Linked DNA regions of Homo sapiens: region 1 is linked to region 2. Evidence: read pairs that join two places in POLR2A ChIA-PET (ENCODE). Cell type or tissue: Panc1. All regions are shown on one strand. Links, peaks and the distances in the headings refer to the core of each region. The heading gives the core; the rest is flanking DNA.

Region 1 (5,381 bases), core at 276-5,275, 190 kb before region 2:
TTCTGGTGGGGGAGGCCCCGCTGCCCATCCAGCGGGTCTCCGAACGGTGGTGGCAGGGGAAACAGCCCACCATTTGATTTGTGCTATTTGTTTTCCATTTCAGTTGCCCTATTTCCTGAGACCTCGGGAGGTTTGCAGGGGCCAAGGGTGGAGGCAGAGCTCGCTTCCTTTCCTTCTCTCCCTAGACTGAGGAAGGAGTTTAGAGAGTGGGGGTGTGAAGTTGAAGATGCATAAACGCTACAGCCCAGCAACCACCCTTCTTCCTATGTATCTTCAAGAAACCCTCCTGCGTGCGCAAAGAGATGCGCAGGGAATGTTCACAGTACCACTGCTTGGAATAGCAGCAAAGTGAGAAATGATACCGATGCCCATTAATGGGAGAATGGATAGATGTATAATGGTCATACTAACGGATTGCTATACGGTAGTGAAAATGGACTATCAAGCCTCTGTGTTAACACAGTTGGTATGGTTTGGCTGTGGTCCCGCCCAAATTTCATCTTGAATTGTAGCTCCCATAATCCCCACGTGTCATGGGAGGGACCTGGTGGGAGGTAATTGAATCATGGGGGTGGGTCTTTCCCGTGCTGTTCTCATGATAGTGAATAAGTCTCATGAGATCTGATGGTTTTATAAAGGGTAGTTCCCCTACTTATGTTCTCTTCTCTGCTACCGTGTAAGACGTGCCTTTGCTTCTAGTTCACCTTTTGCCATGATTCCTCAGCCATGTGGAACTGTGAGTCCATTAAACCTCTTTTTCTTTATAAATTACCCAGTCTCGGGTATGTCTGTATTAGCAGTGTGAGAACAGATGAATACTGTGGTTGAATCTGTTTTTATTGAGATAGAATGTATATGTCATAAAATTGACTTTTAAAAGTGTACAATGCTGTGGTTTTTAGTGTAGTCACAAAGTTGTGCAACCATCGCCATGATCTAATTCCAGAATATTATCACCATCCCCCAAATAAACCTTGTACTCACTGAGCAGTCACTCTCCAATCCTCCCTACCCCCAGCCCCAGGCAACCCCTAATCTACTTTCTGTCTCTATGGATTTGCCCTATTCTGAATATTTCACATAAATGGAATTGTATACTATGTGGTCTTTTGGGCCTGGCTTTGTTCACTTAGCACAATTCCAAGGTTCATCCTTGTTGTAGCATGTTTCAGTACTTCGTTCCATTTTCCGACCAAATAATATTCCACTGTATGGATAAGCCACATTTTATCCACTTATCAACTGACGGACATGTGAGTTGTTTCCGCTTTTTAAAACTATTATAAATAACACTCTGGCATCCAGCAGGGTATTTAAAGAAAACAAAAAATATAAATAACACTGCTGGGAACATTCACGTACAGGCTTTTATATATGGACATATGTTTTATTTCTCTCAGGTATATACCTAGGAGTGGATGGGTCATACAGCAATTCTGTGTTACTTTTTGAGAAACTGCCAGACTGTTTTCTGAAGCAGCTGCACCATTTTACCTTCCCATCAGCAATGTATGAGATTTCCATTTTTCCATCTCCTTGCATGGTTGAAGCTTACATACATAGTGTAGAGAAAAAAAAATCAAGTGTCAGAAGAATACGTTCAGTATGCCCTCATTTCCACAAAGCTTAGAAACATGCAAAATGATACCAGATATTGCACAGGTCTATACCAGGCACAGTTAAAGAAAGTAGTGGGGCCAGGCACGGTGGCTCATGCCTGTAATCCCAGCACTTTGGCAGGCCGATCATTTGAGCTCAGGAGTTTGAGACCAGCCTGGCCAACATGGAGAAACCATGTCTCTACTAAAAAAAATACAAAAAATTAACTGGGTGTAGTGGTGGGTGCCTGTAATCCCAGCTACTCAGGAGACTGAGGCGGGAGAATCGCTTGAACCCAGGAGGCAGTGGTTGCAGTAAGCTGAGATCGCACCACTGCCCTCCAGCCTGGGTGACAGAGAGAGGTGCTGTCTCAAAAAAAAAAAAAAAAAAAAAACTTGTGGGAATGAAAAACATCCAAATATGGGTCGTGGTTCCCACTGCGGGTGAGAAGAACAATATGATCAGAGTATATGAAGATCTAGAGTTTCCATCACATGGGTATTATTTTATTTCTTAAGCGAGGTGGTGGGTCAAAGGAGTTTTAAAATTATTCTTTATCCCTTTTTGTGTATTTTTGGTATTTCCTAATGGATGATTACATCTAAGTTTATTTTTAGGTAGGGCATGTTTATACAGGCATATATACCTTTAAGCAGACTTATTCTGCAAGAATCTTTTGGAACTGGATGATTTCTCAGTTGAAAAGTCTTCTGAGGATTATAGGGTCTGTTGTAATCTCCTGAGCACACAATTTTTCCCTGCCCGGCCTGGCAGTGATGTGTGATGTAAAGACTATCGGCTTTGGGGATCTCTGTAAATAAAGAGGGCACAGCTGAAAGTAGCTATGGTGGTTTTAAATCCAAAAATTCATTGATACAGCTCCCTTTGTTTTATTTTTTGAGAGAGTCTCACTCTATTGCCCAGGCAGTGGTGCAATCATAGCTCACCGCAGCCTTGAACTCCTGGACTTAAGGGGTCCTCCTACCTCAGCCTCCTGAGTAGCTGGGACTACAGGTGCATGCCACCCCACTTGGCTAATTTTTTTAATGTATTTGCAGAGATGGGATCTCACTATATTGCCCAGACTGGTCTAGAACTCCTGGGCTCAAGAGATCCTCCTACCTCAGCATGGGACTGAGGACTACAGGTACGTAGCTGGAACTATAGGTGCCTGCCACCATGCCTGGCTAATTTTTATATTTTTCGTAGAAGCAGAGTCTCACTGTGTTGTCCAGACTTGTCCCAAACTCCTGGGCTCAAGTGATCCTCCCCCTGTGACCTCCTAAAGTGCTGGGATTAGAGGTGTGAGCCACCACACTAGGCCAATGTGCTTCCCTTTAAAAGGTGGAGCTTAATTTATCTCCCCTTGAGCTATGTGACTTGCTTCTAACAAACAGAATAAGATAGAAGAGACAGTGTGTGATTTCAGAGACTAGGTCATATAGAGCATGTAGCCTCTTCCTTTCTCTCACTTTTGAATCACTTTCATTCTGGAAAAAGCCAGCTGCCATGTTGTAAGGACACTCAAGCTGCTCTATGGAGAGGTCCACATGGTGAGGAACTGAGGCCTCTGGCCAACAGCCACGTGAGTGTGCCATCTTGGGAAAGGATCTGCCAGCCCCAGTCAAGCCTTCAGATACCTGCCACCCTGCCCAGCATCTTGACTGCAACCTCATGAAAGACCTTGAGCCAGAACCTTCCAGGTAAGCTGCTTCTTGATTCCTGGTTCCTGGAAACTGTGTACGATATAAATGTTTGTTGTTAGGAAGCTGTTAAGTTTGGGGGTAATTTGTTACATAGCAGTAGATAATTTAAGCAATAAGAGACCTGTGATCTCAACTGACAAGTTTCTTGAGGGAGGATATTCCAGGGTGGTTAATTCAGGGACACACTGATGTCATCAAGGCTCCATGTTCTTTCCATCTCCCTACTCTACCTTGAGCGTATTGGCTTTTGCCTTCATGCTTGTCACTTCATGATCTCAAGGTGGCTGCCACAGCTCCAGACACCACATCCTCATATAGCTGCATTGAGAGGTGAGAGGTAGAAGAAAAACACCTTTCCCACAAACCCCTCAGTAGACTTCCCGTATGTCTCATTGATCCAGGGGCATCATCTACTCTGCCCAAACCAGGCGCTACCAAGGGCAGTGAAATTGCTTTGATTGACTTGGCCTAAGGACATGTACCTGTGGTGGCCATGGAGCTGCACCGCTCAGATCTCCCTTCAAGAGAACCTGCTGTGGGGAGGGTAGGTATCTGACAGCCTATGGGTGCTGCACCATTGGATCTGCTTCATGCAGAGACTCTGCTCTCCCCAGACTGCTCCCAGACAGGAACTGTATAGTGCGGGTTCTAGAGCTGGCACTTCTTTTTCTTCTTCTTCTTCTTTTTTTTTTTTTTTTTGAGACAGAGTCTCACTCTGTCACTCAGGCTGGAGTGCAGTGGCATGATCTTGGCTCACTGCAACCTCTGCCTCCCGGGTTCAAGCAATTTTCCTGTCTCAGCCTCCCGAGTAGCTGAGGCTACAGGCATGTGCCAATATGCCTGGCTAATTTTCGTATTTTCAGTAGAGACGGGGTTTCACCATGTTGGCCAGGCTGGTTGCAAACTCCTGGCCTCAAGTGATTCACCCGCCTTGGCCTCCCAAAGTGCTGGGGTTAAAGGCGTGAGCCACCATGCCTAGAACTGGGCACTTCTGCCCAGTGTGGGACTCTAACTCCCCATCAGCCTGGCTGAGACTTTCTCAGAGCTGGGCTGCAGCCTGAACCTCTTCCAACCCAGTCCTCCTTCCTTCCCCCTCTCTTTTCCCAGGTGTCAGACCCACATCACACCCTAAAGATTTTCCCTGACCACTCCTGCTCTCTTTCTCTTATCCTTCACAGGCATCTCAGTAAATTTCTTGCACGTCTATTGTCCTCTTGGAATCTCATTCCCAGAACACTCACATTCACATGTTCCTCTGGGAGTAGGGATAAGTCTCATTCTCTATACATGGGATGGTGTATACCCAAATAAAATCAGGGGGCAGGGGTAGAGAAGAATGGCTGTTCTGTTTTTTTTTGTTTTGTTTTTTTTTTTGAGACGGAGTCTTGCTCTGTCACCCAGGCTGGAGTGCAGTGGTGCAATCTCGGCTCAATTCAAGCTCTGCCTCCCAGGTTCACACCATTCTCCTGCCTCAGCCTCCCGAGTATCTGGGACTACAGGCACGCACCACCACATCCAGCTAATTCTCTGTATTTGCCTCAGCCTCCCGAGTATCTGGGACTACAGGCACGCACCACCACATCCAGCTAATTCTCTGTATTTGCCTCAGCCTCCCGAGTATCTGGGACTACAGGCACGCACCACCACATCCAGCTAATTCTCTGTATTTGCCTCAGCCTCCTGAGTAGCTGGGACTACAGGCACGCACCACCACATCCAGCTAATTCTTTGTATTTGCCTCAGCCTCCCGAGTAGCTGGGACTACAGGCGCCCGCCAACACACCCAGCTAATTTTTTGTATTTTTAGTACAGATGGGGTTTCACCGTGTTAGCCAGGATGGTCTCAATCTCCTGACCTCATAATCCACCCACCTCGGCCTCCCAAAGTGCTGGGATTACAGGCGTGAGCCACCGCGCCTGGCCAGGAATGGCTGTTCTATAGATAACCTTCAGGGCACGTTCAATGCCTGATGGGCCTCAGCACTAAGCCCTGCTCCACCCCAGACCATTGGTGGCACCTGGAGAGTTACTGACCTCTCTGACCTCAGCCTTCTCCTCTTAAAGCTAAAACCTAGA
Region 2 (5,381 bases), core at 74-5,073:
TAACAGAATTGCTTCTGGGTAGTGAGGTCACGAGTGGTTTTTCCACCAGCTTCTTTATCTTCTTTCTCTACTTTCCATTCTTTCTATAATACTTATTTTATAATCAAAGAAAAACATACGGTAAAAGCCAGAAGGGAATTGAGTAGTTTTGCAGGCTAAGGTTTCTTATTATATAGAGAGATTCTGGCAATGAAGGACTAAGTGAGGCATAGCAGGGCTGTTTGCAGAGTGAGGGAAGGAAAACCACATCCTAAAGGATCTTCCATCTCTCAAGGTGGCTGTGCAGCCTCAGCATAGCTGACAAGTAGCAAATAGTTGGAGTCCTCCAGGTATATAGTGGGAAGCTCACAAGCTATGTGGCTTTGAGCAAATTAACCACTCTGACCTTCACTGTCTTCATCTGTTACATGAGGATAATAATGCCTCATAATACCTCATACTGAATTGTAAATTTTATTTAATTTGCATTGATTTCAATGCCTCATAACAGAGGATTCAAATTCTTTCAATCGTATGACAAATTGACCTAGGGGGCTGGAGATGCAACAGTGACCTAAGAGACAAGATCCCTGATCTTCGACATATTTCATTCTAGTAGAGGGTTAGGGTGGGGAGCTGAGTTGCCAATTGGAGGAACAGCAAGTGCAAAGGCCCTGGGGCAGACAAAAGCTTGGGGCTTTACACCAGAGAGGGGTCTTACGTGCCTGGAGCTTGGTAAGTAGGTGGAGAATGGGAACATTTGTAGGCTGGGGTCAGGCCTTGCAGGCCTGGGCAAGGAACTTGGATTTTATTCTAAGTACAATGTGAAGCCACTTAAGGGGTTTCGGCAGCAGACTAGCATGATCTGATTTAGGGTTTATGTCTTAAAAAGGCCACTCTAGCTGCTGTGCAGAGAATAGATTGTAGGAGTATGCAAGACGATCAATACGCAAAAGCACTTAACTTAAATTTGGGTCTGGCACAAAGTGTCTTAATAAGTGGTAACTATTTTTCATTATTATCCTCATTATCCTTATGATTATTACTACTCTTTTGTCTGCCTAGAGCTGGTTTGGGGATCTTAGACATTTTGCTTCACATGATATTGACAAAGCATTCAAACTAACCAGTGAATTTTTCAAATTTGCTTTTCAGGTGTTTTTATGTCCTCAGAGAGGTGATGGTTAAAAGCCAAAAACAAGCAAAACCTGCAGCCAAAAAGAACAGTAGACAAATTCCTGAATCCAATACGGTTTCATCCTTCAGGGGTAAGTGCTGGTTATCTTGTAGCTCAAAGAGGACTCTGGCTCTTGATTACAAGTTTCAATCTCCACCAAAGTCCTGGCTGAGCACAGACCCTGTTGTGAAATCCAACATATTTGGACATATTTAAAAATACCTCCCTTCCTCTCCTACCAACCCCTCCTTCCTGCAGACTCAGATCAGAGATGACTGTCTCTGGGAAGCCTCCTGTGATCCCAGGCCACTCTCCACACCACAGCTGTGTCCTCCTATGTTCTTGGGGCTTGAACAGGGCCACATAGCATAACGTCACCACCTCAGTGAAGGTGAATTTCCTCCACTAGACTCTGAGTTCCTAGAGCTAGGCTGTTCAGTATGCTGGCAGTAGCCATGTGTGGCTATTTAAACCTATGTTGAAATTAGTACAAATGAAATGAAATTTAAAATTCAGTTTCTCTATCACATTAGCTTCATTTCAAGTCCTCAGTAGCTACCAACAGTGGGTACCATATTGGACAGTGCAGATATGGAATATTTCTATGATAGCAGAAAGTTCTAGTGGACTGTGGTGCCCCAGGCAGCAGGAATCATGTTTTATTTATTAGTTTTGGACTAGCAAGGTGCTTACCACGTAGATCTGGGCAGTAGGCACACCTGGGTTTAAATGCCAGCTCCTAATCTTACTAGCTGTGTGACATGGCCATGATCAACTTCTTTGTACCTACCTCACCATGTGGTCGTGACGCTTATATAAATTAAGACATATGGAGGGTTTAAAACAGAGCCTAACAGGGGCCGGGTGTGGCGGCTCATGCCTGTAATCCCAGCACTTTCGGAGGATTGTTTGAGCTCAGGAGTTTGAGACCAGCCTGGGCAATATAGTAAGACCTCATTTCTACAAAAAGTCAGAGAAGATTAGCCAAGCATGGTGGTGAGTGCCTGTAGTCCAGCTACTTATGAGGCTGAGGTGGGAGGATTGCTTGAGCCAGACAGGTTGAGACTGCAGTGAGCTATGATTGCATCAGTACACTCCAGCCTGGGTGACACAGTGAGACTCTTGTCTCGAAAAATAAAAACAAAACAGAGCCTAACCCCTAGCAAGCGTTAGCTACTATTAATATCAAATTCATTAAAGTCACCAATACATAGTAGGCCCTGTTAAATGTTTATTGATTGCCTGAACAAATGAATGAAAAAAACGACTGAATGAATGGCCTTTATTTTTGGCTTTAATGAAAGCAGAATATCTCTTTTGAAACCAAATATGATTGCTATGAATAGTAGCTTCTACTTGTTCAGCACTTACTGTATACCAGGCACTGTGCTGACTGCTTTCTACAAATTTCTCCCGACGGCCTGATAAAGGAGGAAGGAGGTTCCGTTGTTAACCACCCCTTTTCACAGATGAGGAAACTGACGCTCAGAGAAATGAAGCAATTGCCCTCCCCAGGGAGAAGCCCAGAATTTGAAGCTATGCCTCTCTGACTCGGCGGAGTTACTATTGCATCTAGATTACTGGCGGCCAGGATTGCTTCTAGAAGTGATCTTGCCTTCCTGGCTCTCTCTAGTTCTTCAGTCTCCAAGGAGTGGGTGGATTGGGGGGTGAATACAGGCAGCCGCTGTGATGCGCTCCTTCCTCCCTGACCTTTGGGAAGGGTCTGTGGCTCCCCCATTGTGAGCACACACCTGCAAGGAGGAAGGCAGGCTGCTCAGTTTTCTTTCCTGTTCACAGAAAGACTTTTGACCCTGGTTTCGCGGATTCTTTTCTTCCCTTATCCATCCCCAGGGCGCCAGCCCCTCTCCCCGTGCCCACCCCTCTCCACCTCCCCACGCACACCACGGAGCAATGGCGGAGCAGCAGACAAGGGCGCCTTTCTTCAAAGTGGTTCGCCTTCCTCTCATAAATTCTCAGCGCCAGCTTGATTGGCTGCACGAAAGGGAGCTAGGCCCCCACTCTGCTCCTCAGATACAAAGTGAGTTGTGTGCAGTCTGCCCACGTGAGGTCAATCACAGGGGCCCGCTCCTCTCAGAAATCCCAAAGGACAAAACACTAAAGAGCCTGGTCACAGGATCAAAATTATCTATGGCAAGACAAAGGAAAGTAGATAGCCGAGAAAATCAAGACAATGAAGAGGCAATGTGAATGAGATCTCTCCCTCATTCCTAACCTGAGGACCTGAAAGATGCTTAACCCTTTCCCCCGCCTAACCTTTTAGCTTCCAGCCAAATAGAGTCTACCCACAGATGAAGATTGTGCCCAAACCTTGAGGGAATGGTCCCAAATTCAACCATTCCTGGTGTTTCCTTTTGCCACTTTCAAGAACTTGCATTTCCCATAGAGCATGATTCCAATGTTTCCAATTTTTAGGCACTAAAATTAGTCCAACTGTGTCTTCTAATTCTGTAGACACAACCCAGCTTGTGCAAATGTCCCTGTCTTCCATTTCTGGGTGGATTTTTGCATATTACAGACTGCCAATTTTGTCGAGTGTTCTTGGGGGAAGACAGAAGTTTAAAATCATCTAGCTGCTTACCGTGAATCAAATACTGTGGGGCCCAAAGTTCTGGTTTAGAGAGAATGCTGCACATAGCACCATCACGAAAAAGAAAAACACAGACAAATGTCCTACATACAGCACACGTGGTAAGAATATGAACAGTAATTTATTGAACACTTACTATGGACCTAAGCATTTCCCGGGCTTTTCTTTATTTGGCAGAATTTTATTTGATCCTCACAGCAATCCTCCCTCTGAGGCAAACAACATTTTTATCACCATTTTATAGAATAAGAAACCCAGGCTCCTCAAAGTTAGGTCATTTGCCCAAAGACGCAATGAGAAATGAATCCTACTGAGATTTGAACCCAGATCCCTCTGACTACAAAGGCTCTGAATTAAGCACTGAATTTCGGTATGTAATAAGTAGTAGTTGATATTATTATCACAAAATACAACATATTATCTGTAAAAATGGAAAGGTATAAATTCAGGCAACAAAATTGCATGTCATCTGTCATACTTTTTTAAAAAGGATAAGCAGGCTAGGCACGGTGGCTCATGCCTGTAATCCCAGCACTTTGGGAGGTAGAGGCGGGCAGATCACTTGAGGTCATGAGTTTGAGACCAGCCTGGTCGACATGGTGAAACCTCATCTCTGTCAAAAATACAAAAATTAGCTAGGTGTGTTGGGACATGCCTGTAGTCCCAGCTCCTCGGGAGGCTGAGGCAGGAGAATTGCTTGAAACTGGGAGGCAGAGGTTGCAGTGAGCCAGGATCTAGCCATTGCACTCCAGCCTGGCCAACAGAGCGAGACTCTGTCTCAAAATAATAATAATAATAATAAAATAAAAATAGAGGATAGGTAGATGATAGCTGGATAGGAGGAAACATGTTAGAACAATCTTTGTCAAAATGTCTAGTGATTTTCTCTTGTGATTTTTTTGCTTTCCAGCTCCTTCCCCACCCCGACCCCCGCTTGGTGCTTTCCTTTGCTTTCCAAGTGTTCTCCATGAAGCATGTATAACTTGTACCATTAGGAAAGAAATGCGTGTGTGTGTGTGTGTGTGTGTGTGTGTATGCATGTGTGTGCACACACAATGCATGTGTGCTTTAAAAGCAAAACGGAATAGAGAAAATGGCAAAACTAGGCCAAAGAAAGCTGGAATCTCAGTTATGTAAATCCTGCCCAAAATGGCAATTTGGGGGAATGTAAAGTCATCCCAAGCCCTGATGAATCAAAAGTCCTAAGCCATCTGCCTCCTAGACCAAGTGCAGCCAGGTGCCGGCAATGTGAGAAAACCCTTTAAACAATGCTCCAGAGAGTGTACATTTCCCTAGAGGGGGAAAACAGAGACTGGTAGAGCTCACCTAAGCAAAGAAAAAGGTTTCCTTCCTAACAGACCCTCCCAGGCTATTGCGTTTGCTGCTCAGATTCAGGCAGCCCCAACTTTATCAAGAAACACCAGAGCAGTCAGAGAAGGGGCAGAAAACCTTCAGCCTGGCCCCCAAGACAAACCCCTAAAAGTCTGGCAGGAGGCAGCCTCTCTGATTCCAAGCCTATATTTTTCATTTCTTGTTTTAACAGTCATAAACGCCTTCCGATGCCAAAGCAGAACATGACTTTAATCCAGATAAAATAAAATTCCTAAACCCTGAAAA

What was found. ChIA-PET counts read pairs that join two places held together with the same protein. Peaks named below come from ENCODE experiments on the same cell type or tissue, not always from the same donor. Only the 100,000 strongest peaks of a DNase experiment are listed, where the experiment ranks them.
Region 1: POLR2A ChIA-PET joins it to region 2 with 11 read pairs; 1 of 35 experiments calls an interaction of 5 or more read pairs at or near these places.

The regions. Positions count from the first base shown.
Region 1 is chr12:116,486,230-116,491,610 of GRCh38, reverse strand. LOC105370007 (a long non-coding RNA gene) reads left to right here and starts at 660. Exons shown (of 3, transcript XR_945394.3): 1 at 660-3,302; 2 at 3,707-3,849. In Panc1, for the core only: no CTCF peak of the experiment used is centred there; no DNase peak of the experiment used is centred there; H3K27ac peaks cover 2,824 bases.
Region 2 is chr12:116,300,124-116,305,504 of GRCh38, reverse strand. No RefSeq gene overlaps it. Among named protein-coding and RNA genes, the nearest start is that of MED13L, 25 kb to the right of the region's middle. In Panc1, for the core only: no CTCF peak of the experiment used is centred there; no DNase peak of the experiment used is centred there; H3K27ac peaks cover 1,298 bases.